Regions from separate parts of the Homo sapiens genome. Here region 2 is linked to region 1. Evidence: read pairs that join two places in POLR2A ChIA-PET (ENCODE). Cell type or tissue: CD4-positive, alpha-beta T cell. All regions are shown on one strand. Region 1 overlaps DGUOK (deoxyguanosine kinase). Region 2 overlaps TET3 (tet methylcytosine dioxygenase 3).

Region 1 (5,000 bases):
GAAAGCCATACTTCTTCAGCCAATCTCTTATGATATCACTATCTCAGACTTACTGCAATTTAGTTAGATCCCAGCTTAGCTGCTATCTTTCCTTTTGAGATGGGGGTCTCTCTCTGTCACCCAGGCTGGAGTGCAGTGGTGTGATCTTGGCTCACAGCAACCTCTGCCTCCTGGGCTCAGGTGATCTTCTCACCTCAGCCTCCTGAGTAGCTGTCCAGTATGTTTGACCTGTCCAATATATTGTTTGTTTATTTATTTATTTTTGAGACAGAGTCTAGCTGTTGCCCAGGCTGGAGTGCAGTGGCACAATCTCGGCTCACTGCAACCTCTGTTTCCTGGGTTCAAGCGATTCTCCTGCCTCAGCCTCTTGAGTAGCTGGGACCACTACAGGTGTGTGCCACCACGCCCGGCTAATTTTTGTATTTTTGGCAGATACAGGGTTTCACCATGTTGCCCAGGTTGGTCTCAAACTCCTGAGTTCAAGCGATCCACCTGCCTTGGTCTCCCAAAGTGTTGGGATTACAGGCGTGAGCCACTGCGCCGGGCCACTGCTGTTATCTTTCTTTCCTTTTTTTTTTTTTTTGAGACAGAGTCTTGCTCTATTGCCCAGGCTGGAGTGCAGTGGGGTGATCTCGGCTCACTGCAACTTCCAACTCCCGGGTTCAACTGATTCTCCAGCCTCTCAGCCTCCCGAGTAACTGGGACTATAAGCACGTGCCACCACACCTGACTAATTTTTGTATTTTTAGTAGAGACAGGGTTTCGCCATGTTGGCCAGGCTGGTCTTGAACTCCTGACCTCAGGTGATCTGCCCGCCTCAGCCTCCCAAAGTGCTGGGATGACAGGGGTTAGCCACATCGCCCGGCCTGTCTTTCAATATACTCTCAGTATTATGAATTTTGGAAGGTATCAGAACTTACAAGCAGCATCAAACCTTCCCTTAGGACCCTGGCCACCAGTGTTCTCTGTTGTTATATTGCCACAACCTTAAAAAAAGGTGGAAGGTACTTTCTTAAGAGTATATTACTTCAACATGTTGATTTTCATTAGCTCCACTATTCTCATTCCACAAGCTGGGACAAAGAGTTCTGTTGTTACCACTCATCTTTTTCTAAGGCATGTTTTTTTCTCCCCACAAAATTTTCTATAAACTGACAATGCCTACCATAGCTATGTAATGCTAAAATCTAGCAGCAAGATAGCATATGATGTAATACCCAAAATAACAGATCCCATTATTTTACGTCTAATACAGCTGTATTTCATAGGAGCCTATATTTATCACCTCTAGGCATTTTCATCTCCTGAACAAGATGAAAAACATGAGAAAAAAAATCCAATTCTGAAATCTTTTACCAAAATCCAACAAAGTCAGAACATATAAAACTGTCTAATGTCTTTTTTAAAAAGTCCTTCCAAAAAAAATTGAAGTCTTTATTTCAGATACTGTATTTGATGCTGCATTCATTCACTCACTCATTCAATCAACAAATGTTTATGGAGTAGCTACTCAGAGGTAAGTACTATAACTGAAATGATGATCTAGGCTGAGAGCTTGCCCTCAAGTTATATTCCAACCCCAAGACTGAGTACCCAGGATCATACAGGCTCCAAGCTTAAAGGCATTCTAGGCAAAGTTAATAAAAATCAGTCAGCAGGCTTAAAAAAAACTTAATACATTTTACTTTGATGACCTTTTTTCATGAAAAACTGTTTACGAAAAAAAAAAGGCAAAAAATTTTCTCACACCTTCCTATGATCCAAACTCATCTGCTCAGCACAAAAGACCCTCACTGATCTGACATCCCCTCCTCCCGCCTTGCCTACCAGGTGATTCAGCTTTCCACTGCCACCTTCTCTGTGAAGCCTCCTTGAACTCTCTCCAGCGCCACTTCATCTCTAGGCAGAGTTAATTACTGCCTGCTCTGGTTTACCAAAGGATTACGCTGTAATTATTTGTTCACTCATCACTCCCTCCAGCTAGACTGGGAGCTCACTTTTGAAGACAGAGACTGAACCTTTGCATCCTGAGTATGAGAACAGTGATGGAGGGAAGGAGGTGAGTCACAGGCACAGAGAATCCACTATACAGTATTTGAAATAAATAGGCTATTTTTTCCCAAGGATTCTTTGCCCAATCATTTATACTTAAAATAAGTAAGACACATATTAGTGATGTGAAGTCACTAATTTTGAATGCTGGAGGAAACATGTTATTAGGGAAGCCCTCTACTGCTTTATGTTTAAGTTTCTTGATTGAAAAGTGCAAAAGAGTTTCCTCTTTTCTGGTTGGGTCTTTGAAAATAAGGTAAAAATGCTGAGATGACTCACTGACAGTGAGATTTCATACAGCAATCTTTTCTTCAATTTACGCTTGTAATCGTAAGATAATCACAAGAAGATGATAATACACTGTAGGGATGAACAGTCTTAAAAGACAGGCTAGGTGTTTTATTTTTTAGATTTTCAGGGGTTCTAGGTACCAAGCTTTTGACTTTCAATCACACATCTTATATGGCTTCGTAAGTCATGCTAGATGCCATTAGTTGCTACTTCACTGATCAATTTTCCTTACATGCCGCTGTCTGCACCTTCAGGATCAGAATAATAGGACTTAGAGCAGAAGGAATACAAGAAAAGCCCTCTAAACATACCCAATTTTGGTCAGGACAGGGGTTCACCTTCCCTGTTCAGGTTTCCTGAATGGGTGCTCTCATTCTGATTTGCTTGAGGATGTTACCTGTGATTAGAGAAGATGATCACTCTTGATTTAAAAAGCAGTTTAATACATTCCCTGTGTGGGTACCAATGCCTAACTTCCACATGGATATCATAGCACAGGATTCAAGAATCTGGTCAGTACTGAGTACACTGGGTCAAGGCGGGGGTTAGGTGTCAGCAATACAAAGATGAACAGCACACTGAGTGGTCAGAGCCCAAGGAAGGTGGTGAATGTGCAAACAAGCTCAGCAGAACTCAAGTGCTGCAGCAGTTGTGGGTACAAAATGTTATGTCAGCCCACAGAGGAGGCAGTGACTAATTCTGTCTAGGGAGAGTCATCAGGGTGTGTGGGGTGATGAAGAGTAGTGGGAGATGAAAGTAAAAAGAGTCAGATTAGGTCCTCCCATTCCACTTCGCATCACCCTTTTCTTGGGCAATTGCATTTACTTCCAAGGCTTCACCAACTACCCCTCTACCCACCAGTCAACAACTTCCACATCTGAAATCTCAGCACCCATCTCCGGACTCTCTTGACCTCAGGCACATATTCCAATCTGTCTCAGAACACCTCTATGTCTCACAGGCACCTCATACAAAACATATCACTCTAACCTCCCCAGACCGCCTCTTCCTTTATTCCCATCCTCATGAACCTCAGTGTCACCCTCCTCTACTCCTCCTCCTACCTCACCTCCAAGTGGCCACCACATCCTGTCAATCCCGCTTCCAAAATCTCTCTGAAACCGTCACTTCTCTGTCATTTCAGTTCTTCTATTCAGGCCTGCATCTTTCCTCCCTCCAATTACTCCAATAGCCACAAAACTAGTGCACAGACTCAACTCTGTTCCAATTCATCTATTCATTCATCCAACAAACTGGATGCAAGGCACTATGGGTACTGCAGCAAACAAAATATACAAAGAAAGTGCCTGTTTTATGGAGCTTTCTTTCTCATCCTACACAATTTCCTTTTTTAAATTAATCTGGTCATGGCACACACTGGCTTCAAGTGTTCAACAGCCTCCCACTGCCAACAGGATAAACTAGCATGGTCCACAAGGCTCTTCGACATATGGCAAATCCCACCCTTCCAACCTCTTGTTCTGCCACCCTTTCACAGGTCCCTTCAACTCCAGGCACATCCAACTACTTCTCTTTCATTAAAACTGCATGTGTTAGCTAGGCGTGGTGGCACATGCCTGTAGTCTCAGCTACTTGGGAGGCTGAGACAGGAGAATCACTTGAACCTGGGAAGCGGAGGTTGCAGTGAGATGAGATCACACCACTGCACTCCAGCCTGGGTGACAGAATGAGACTCCATCAAAAAAACAAACAAACAAACAAAAAAACCCCCAAAAAACTGCATGTGTTTCTTCAGGCTTCACCACCTTGGCACATGTTGCTTTCTATGGCTGAAACACTTTTCCCTCTTCTTCCTCTTGGGAATTCCTACCCCAGAGATTCTGGCTTTCCATGCCCAATCACAAATCTCACCACACAGTATGAAAATTATGTCGAGTCGGCCAGGCACGGTGGCTAACGCCTATAATCCCAGCACTTTGGGAGGCCGAAGCTGGCGGATCACGAGGTCAGGAGATTGAGACCATCCTGGCTAACATGGTGAAACCCCGTCTCTACTAAAAAATACAAGAAATTAGCTGGGCATGGTGGCGGGCGCCTGTAGTCCCAGCTACTTGGGAGCCTGAGGCAGGAGAATGGCGTGAACCTGGGAGGCGGAGGCTGCAGTGAGCCAAGATCACACCACTGCACTGCAGCCTGGGTGCCAGAGCAAGACTCTGTCTCAAAAAAAAAAAAAAAAAAAGAAAAAAAAAAAGAAAATTATGTCGAATCTGTTTTCTCCTACTTAGTTGTGAGTTGTGAGCTCCTTGAAGGACAGGAGCTGTATCCCATTCACTGCTGTGCTCAGCATGAGAGTGGACTCTTAGTCCTCACTCAGTAAGCCTCTGTTGCACAAGAAAGCAAGGAAGAAGCAGAGAAATTTGACAAGGTTAAGAAGCAAAAGTCAGGAAAATAGAGGGAGTTCAAACCTTATCTGATGACCTGTCCTAAGTACTTACTTTGTGACATACCCTGTTCTCTCTCTGGGATTTGAGGACAGAGCTTCCTTTAGGGGTGTGTTTCTCAAAGTACAGTACAAAACATCATATTTAAATAATAACATCATCAGGCAAATAGCAGGACTCTCCCTTCCCATTCCTTTCAATGTTTCGGATTTGGCTGGAGAAAAACACACAGCCATGGTGACTGGTCTCACTTTA
Region 2 (5,000 bases), 99 kb before region 1:
GAGACATGTACAGAAATTTTCATGGCAGCATTACTCATAAAAATCACATCATGGAAGTATTTCTAAAGGAGCATAAACTACAGAATGGACAATGGAATATTATAGAGCAGTGTCAATGAATGAGCCACAGGAACATCAATGAATCCCAGAATCTACAACAGGGTTTTTTTTTTTTTTTTTTTAATCAATGCTCGAGGACTACATATGTCCTACTGAGTCTACAAACCTCAAACAAGCAAGCAAAATTAAATGTATTGTACAGAAATGCAAACTTATATAATGAAGACTTTAAAAAGCAAGGGAATGATAACAAAATTCAAGGTAATGGTTACCTCTGGAGGTGAAGAAGGGAGATAGGGCTGGGGGAAAACACCCAGGTAATTTCAATGATGTTGGCAATATTCCAGCTAACTTGGGGAACTGGCATGTGTTTATTATTATGCTTTATCTGTTTAACATATATAAAATACTAGGGTCAAGTATGGTTCAAGTAATACATAAAAAAAAAAACTATAATACAGCCATACCTTGTTTTATTGTGCTTCATTCTATTGTGTTTCACAGATACTGGGGGTGGTTTGTTGTTTTTTTTTTTTAATGACGAATTTAAGGTTTGTGGCAACCTCACATTGGGCAAGTCTCTTTTTCTTTTTTTTTCTCTGAGACAGAGTGTTGCTCTTGTTGCCCTGACTAAAGTGCAATGGCACGATCTCGGCTCACTGCAACCTCCGCCTCCTGGGTTCAAGCGATTCTCCTGCCTCAGCCTCCCAAGTAGCTAGGATTACAGGTGCCCACCACTATCCCTGGCTAATTTTTGTGTTTTTAGTAGAGATGGGATTTGGCCATGTTGGCCAGGCTGGTCTCGAATTCCTGACCTCAGGTGATCCGCCCGCCTCAGCCTCCCAAAGTGCTGGGATTACAGGAGTGAGCCACCGTGCCCAGCCACATTGGGCAAATCTTACTGGTGTCATTTTCAATAGCATGTGCTTACTTTGTTAGCATTTTTTGGCAAAAATGTATTTTAAAATTAAGGTATGTACACATTTTTTTAGCCATAATACTATCACACACTTGCTAGACTACAATATAATGTAAACACAACTTTTACATGCACTGGGAAACCAAAAAGTTCACGTGACCAGCTGTACTGCCATATTCACTTTATTGCAGTGGTTTAGAGCTGGACCTGCAGTATCTCCAACGTATGCCTGTTTATAATATTTAATCAGTAGATGTACACAACTGCTTAAAATGATATGGAATAAGAACATAAAACTAAATGTATTAAATGAAAAAGTGAAACTTGAGAATGTACTTATTAAATGAATGCTTTCAGAAGGTTTTTATGATGGGGGAAGTACATAATATTTGAAATGGGGGAAAAAATAGGATTCAAAATATTGCCCAATTTAACAGTTCAATTCAATCACAACGCATGCCTGTGTAAACACACAAAACAGCAAGGGGAATCATACAGAAATGTTAACAGTGCTTATCCTCTGCGTGATAGAGGATGAGTAACTTTCTCGTTTATAGTTTCCAAAATTTATCATAGGTATTTTCATTTTTATTTAGGGGAAAAAGATTTAAGAATAGAACACCTATAAAACACCTGAAACTGCAAACTACACATGTCTGTGAACGAGACGAGAAGGGAGCAGTCAGGGAAAATTTCTGGGTATTTTTTGTGCTATTTCTGTTGCTAGAGAGCTGTACGCAGTTATAACACAGAGGCAGATCACACATAATGCAGAAAGAAAATGAAGAAAATTTCTAAGAGATGAGACGCACTGGAAGGTGAAGATAAGCCTAGTTGAGATGGGGTGCCAAGCCTGAAACTCCCACCCATTAAAAGTTCTATGTAACTAACTTGCTGTTCTCGGACCAGAACTCCAAAATATAGCCCTGCAACTCTAACCTATGCAAAGTTATCGCCTGGGCAGCACACGCTCCCCTGCAGCAGGTGGGGGTGAAGGGGGAGCACAGCTGCTGGCTGCTCTGCAGGCTCCCCATGCCCCACCCCTAGCCTCTTGATCTGCGGCCCAGAGCAGGATCCAGCTCTCCTGACGGAAGCCCCTGCCTCAAGCAGCCGGTGGACAGAGGCCAGCCGGGAGGAAATCGAGCCTAACCACATCTGAGGCCTGGCAAAAAGCAGCAGCAGCTGCTCTGAAGCTGCCAGCACACAAGAACCAGGTCATGACGCGGAGGCAGCTCCTCAGCCAGACCCAGCAAGGGCCTCAACTCCCCTAACACACACACACACACACACACACACACACACACACACACACACACACACACACACAGAGACACACCCCTCTTGCAGCCGCTGGGGCCATCGCCCAAGCCCCATGGTGCACGTCCCATGGCCAGAAAAGCCCCCATCAGTTCCCAGCGAGGCAGGGCATTCTCACAACTCCTCCCACCCAACAGCACAGATCTACTCCTCATCACCCACACCTCCTACCCCAAAAGTCTAATAGGCTAAAGAAACAGAAAGCATGCATTGCTAACACCACAGTCCCCCGCAGAGCCAGTCCTTCACTAAAGGCTCCATGTACTTTCCCTAAAGAAGCCCCCAATCCCTCAAAACCCACTGACAGCTCAGGTGTGTCAAAGGGGCCAGGTTTAGAGAAGGAGGACAGCAGCCCACAGTTTTGAGTGCTGAGTGCAAACTTTAAATAAGCACCTTTACGTTTAAATGTAACCTTTCTATTCTTCCAACAATTCCACATCCATTTTAGTAGATGAGGTACAGAGAGGATAACTAACATACTCCAAAGCTCAGAATTGGTGAGTGGCAAAGTAGAATCCAACATCAGAGTCAATAGTGGATGCCCATGGCCTCCCAGGTACCAAGGTTCTAATCATTCTTTTGGAGAATGAGCTCCCACATGTGCCTCAATAAATATTCATGGATTTCAGCTTTTCACAGGAATCCCTGTGTGTTTGCCCCCACTCAATCCTTTCTGAAGGACTTAAGACCTAAGTTTTTCATTCAAAGAAATAAATCTTTAAGTGACCACCCAAAAATCTAGAGGAAAATTAATTTTTGGCAGAGGGTATCCACCTACCAGCCACAAGATCAACTTCACAGAGTAGGCTAGGAAATGCCATTTAGGGAAGCCTGCTGCTGTCCAGAAGGCAGGAAATTGGGGAGCACAAATTAATCCTCTTTATCCTAAACTTCAACTCCTGGAAAAGTCACACAACTCATCTTAGTGTGTAAAGCTTCATTATCCACAGTCACTACTCGTTTATTAGCCCAGATAACTGAAAGATGCCAGTAATCTGGGTTTGCACATGTTCATCTGAAAGGCCTGGGTGCAATGCTGGAGAAACAGAACAGGAACCTAGGCATTTGCGCAACCATTATCTGTTTCTGAGAGTCGGGGTGATGAGGAAGGCCACGGGGGTCCCTCGTCTCTCTGGCCTGTCTGTGGCAGCAGATCACCCACTCACCTGCCCACCCTGGGTTTCCGTGACCCTGCCGGTTACTGGTCCTCCTCCATTCTCCTTTTCCTCCTCCGTCCCCTCAACAGAGCTGTTCTCCACTCTCCTGCCCTCACTGCTCTCCATCGCCCCATGCTCCCCTCAGAAGCCTCCCCTCCAATCAAGGCCCCACCGCTCAGCCTGCACCAACAGCCCCAAAGTTTCCTTTTTCCTTGACTGCTTTCCAGCTACCAGACACACTTCCACTTGAATGCAACTTAAGCCCATCACATTTACAACTTAACTCAGCGCCTGCATCCTTTTCCTCAGCAACTCCCCCCCGGACATCCCTTTACAAAAAAAAATCACGTTAAGATCCATTCCCCTGGGCATCCTGGCTAAACCCTTCCATCCCCTCTGATGTCCTCTTGATGTTTCCATATGCAAGCAAACCCTAGTCCTGCCAACTGCTCCTGTAGAGCATTTCAGATCTGCCTTCTTTTTGTTTTCTCCTCATTTATCTCTCACAAGGACAAACTCAGGAGGTGGCTCCTTGACTGGCCCCCTGCCTCTGCTTCCACCCCAGAACACTACTGTTGGACTCATATTCAACCCACTGAGCCTTGAACCCCCATCACCCAGCTCCCAGGCCAGGGTGCCTTCTAATTCACAACTTACAACTTCTGTCTTGGTTCAAACAGTAAAAATAAATAAGTAAATAAATCTGTAGATAAGCAAATAAATGAACACATGAACAAATGTTATCAAGAGCAATAAAGACTACTTCCATCAAGCAGTGCTATTCCTAGAAACTTGAGCTTATAAGTTTGCATTAAAAAAAATCTTTCCACACATTAGTGAAAGCTGAAAACTCAGTATGAGGGGCTTGGTTTGGTAAACTATGATACAATTCAACAGAGTATTATACACTCATCTAAACCTGCAATTATAAACACTAAGGAAAAAAGCTAGATGAAATAGGAAGAATAGCAGAATACCATACTGTATGAAGTTTAGACTGCCAACTATGTAAAACCAAGCACACAAATGAGAAAACTAGGTAGTTTTTTTAAAAAGTGAAAATAAGTATTTGCAGCCCACAGAATTATGAGATGTCACTCACTGATGCTATCAGCACATCATAACAACCATTCCTTTCCTATATGCATACATAATTATGTATTCATTCATTTATCTCTCAAACAAATATACATTCCGCATCACTTCTTTGTGGATAGAGTAGTGAACAAACAGAGTCCTTTCTCTTGGATAGGGACTTTTTAGACGTTTGATTTTGTCTTAGATCCTATTCAAAGGCAAGTTCCTTTAGGAACTGATACTGTACCACTATCACTAACATGTGCAGGGCAACATAAACCCATGTTACATACATACTCTGTGGTTTTGAGTATGTGATGAAAGCAATGAAAACTGATATTAACAGTGACTTTATCTCCAAGTGAAGCTGCCACTAGTGTAGTTACTGACAGGATATCAAAGGCATACTACAAACTCATTATAGAGCCAGAGAAAACCCTGGTGGATGATCCAAGAGAATAAAGAGAGGT

The links. ChIA-PET counts read pairs that join two places held together with the same protein. Peaks named below come from ENCODE experiments on the same cell type or tissue, not always from the same donor. Only the 100,000 strongest peaks of a DNase experiment are listed, where the experiment ranks them.
Region 2: POLR2A ChIA-PET joins it to region 1 with 5 read pairs; 3 of 35 experiments call an interaction of 5 or more read pairs at or near these places.

Annotation. Positions count from the first base shown.
Region 1 is chr2:73,930,338-73,935,337 of GRCh38, reverse strand. The region is part of intron 1 of DGUOK (deoxyguanosine kinase); the gene reads right to left. Among named protein-coding and RNA genes, the nearest start is that of DGUOK, 6.0 kb to the right of the region's middle. In CD4-positive, alpha-beta T cell, no CTCF peak of the experiment used is centred here; a DNase peak (open chromatin) is centred at 3,027.
Region 2 is chr2:74,029,758-74,034,757 of GRCh38, reverse strand. The region is part of intron 3 of TET3 (tet methylcytosine dioxygenase 3); the gene reads right to left. Among named protein-coding and RNA genes, the nearest start is that of TET3, 47 kb to the right of the region's middle. RefSeq lists a silencer at 1,871-2,016 and enhancers at 2,081-2,250, 2,321-2,420, 2,993-3,492, 3,493-3,994. In CD4-positive, alpha-beta T cell, no CTCF peak of the experiment used is centred here; a DNase peak (open chromatin) is centred at 2,147; H3K4me3 peaks cover 1,095 bases.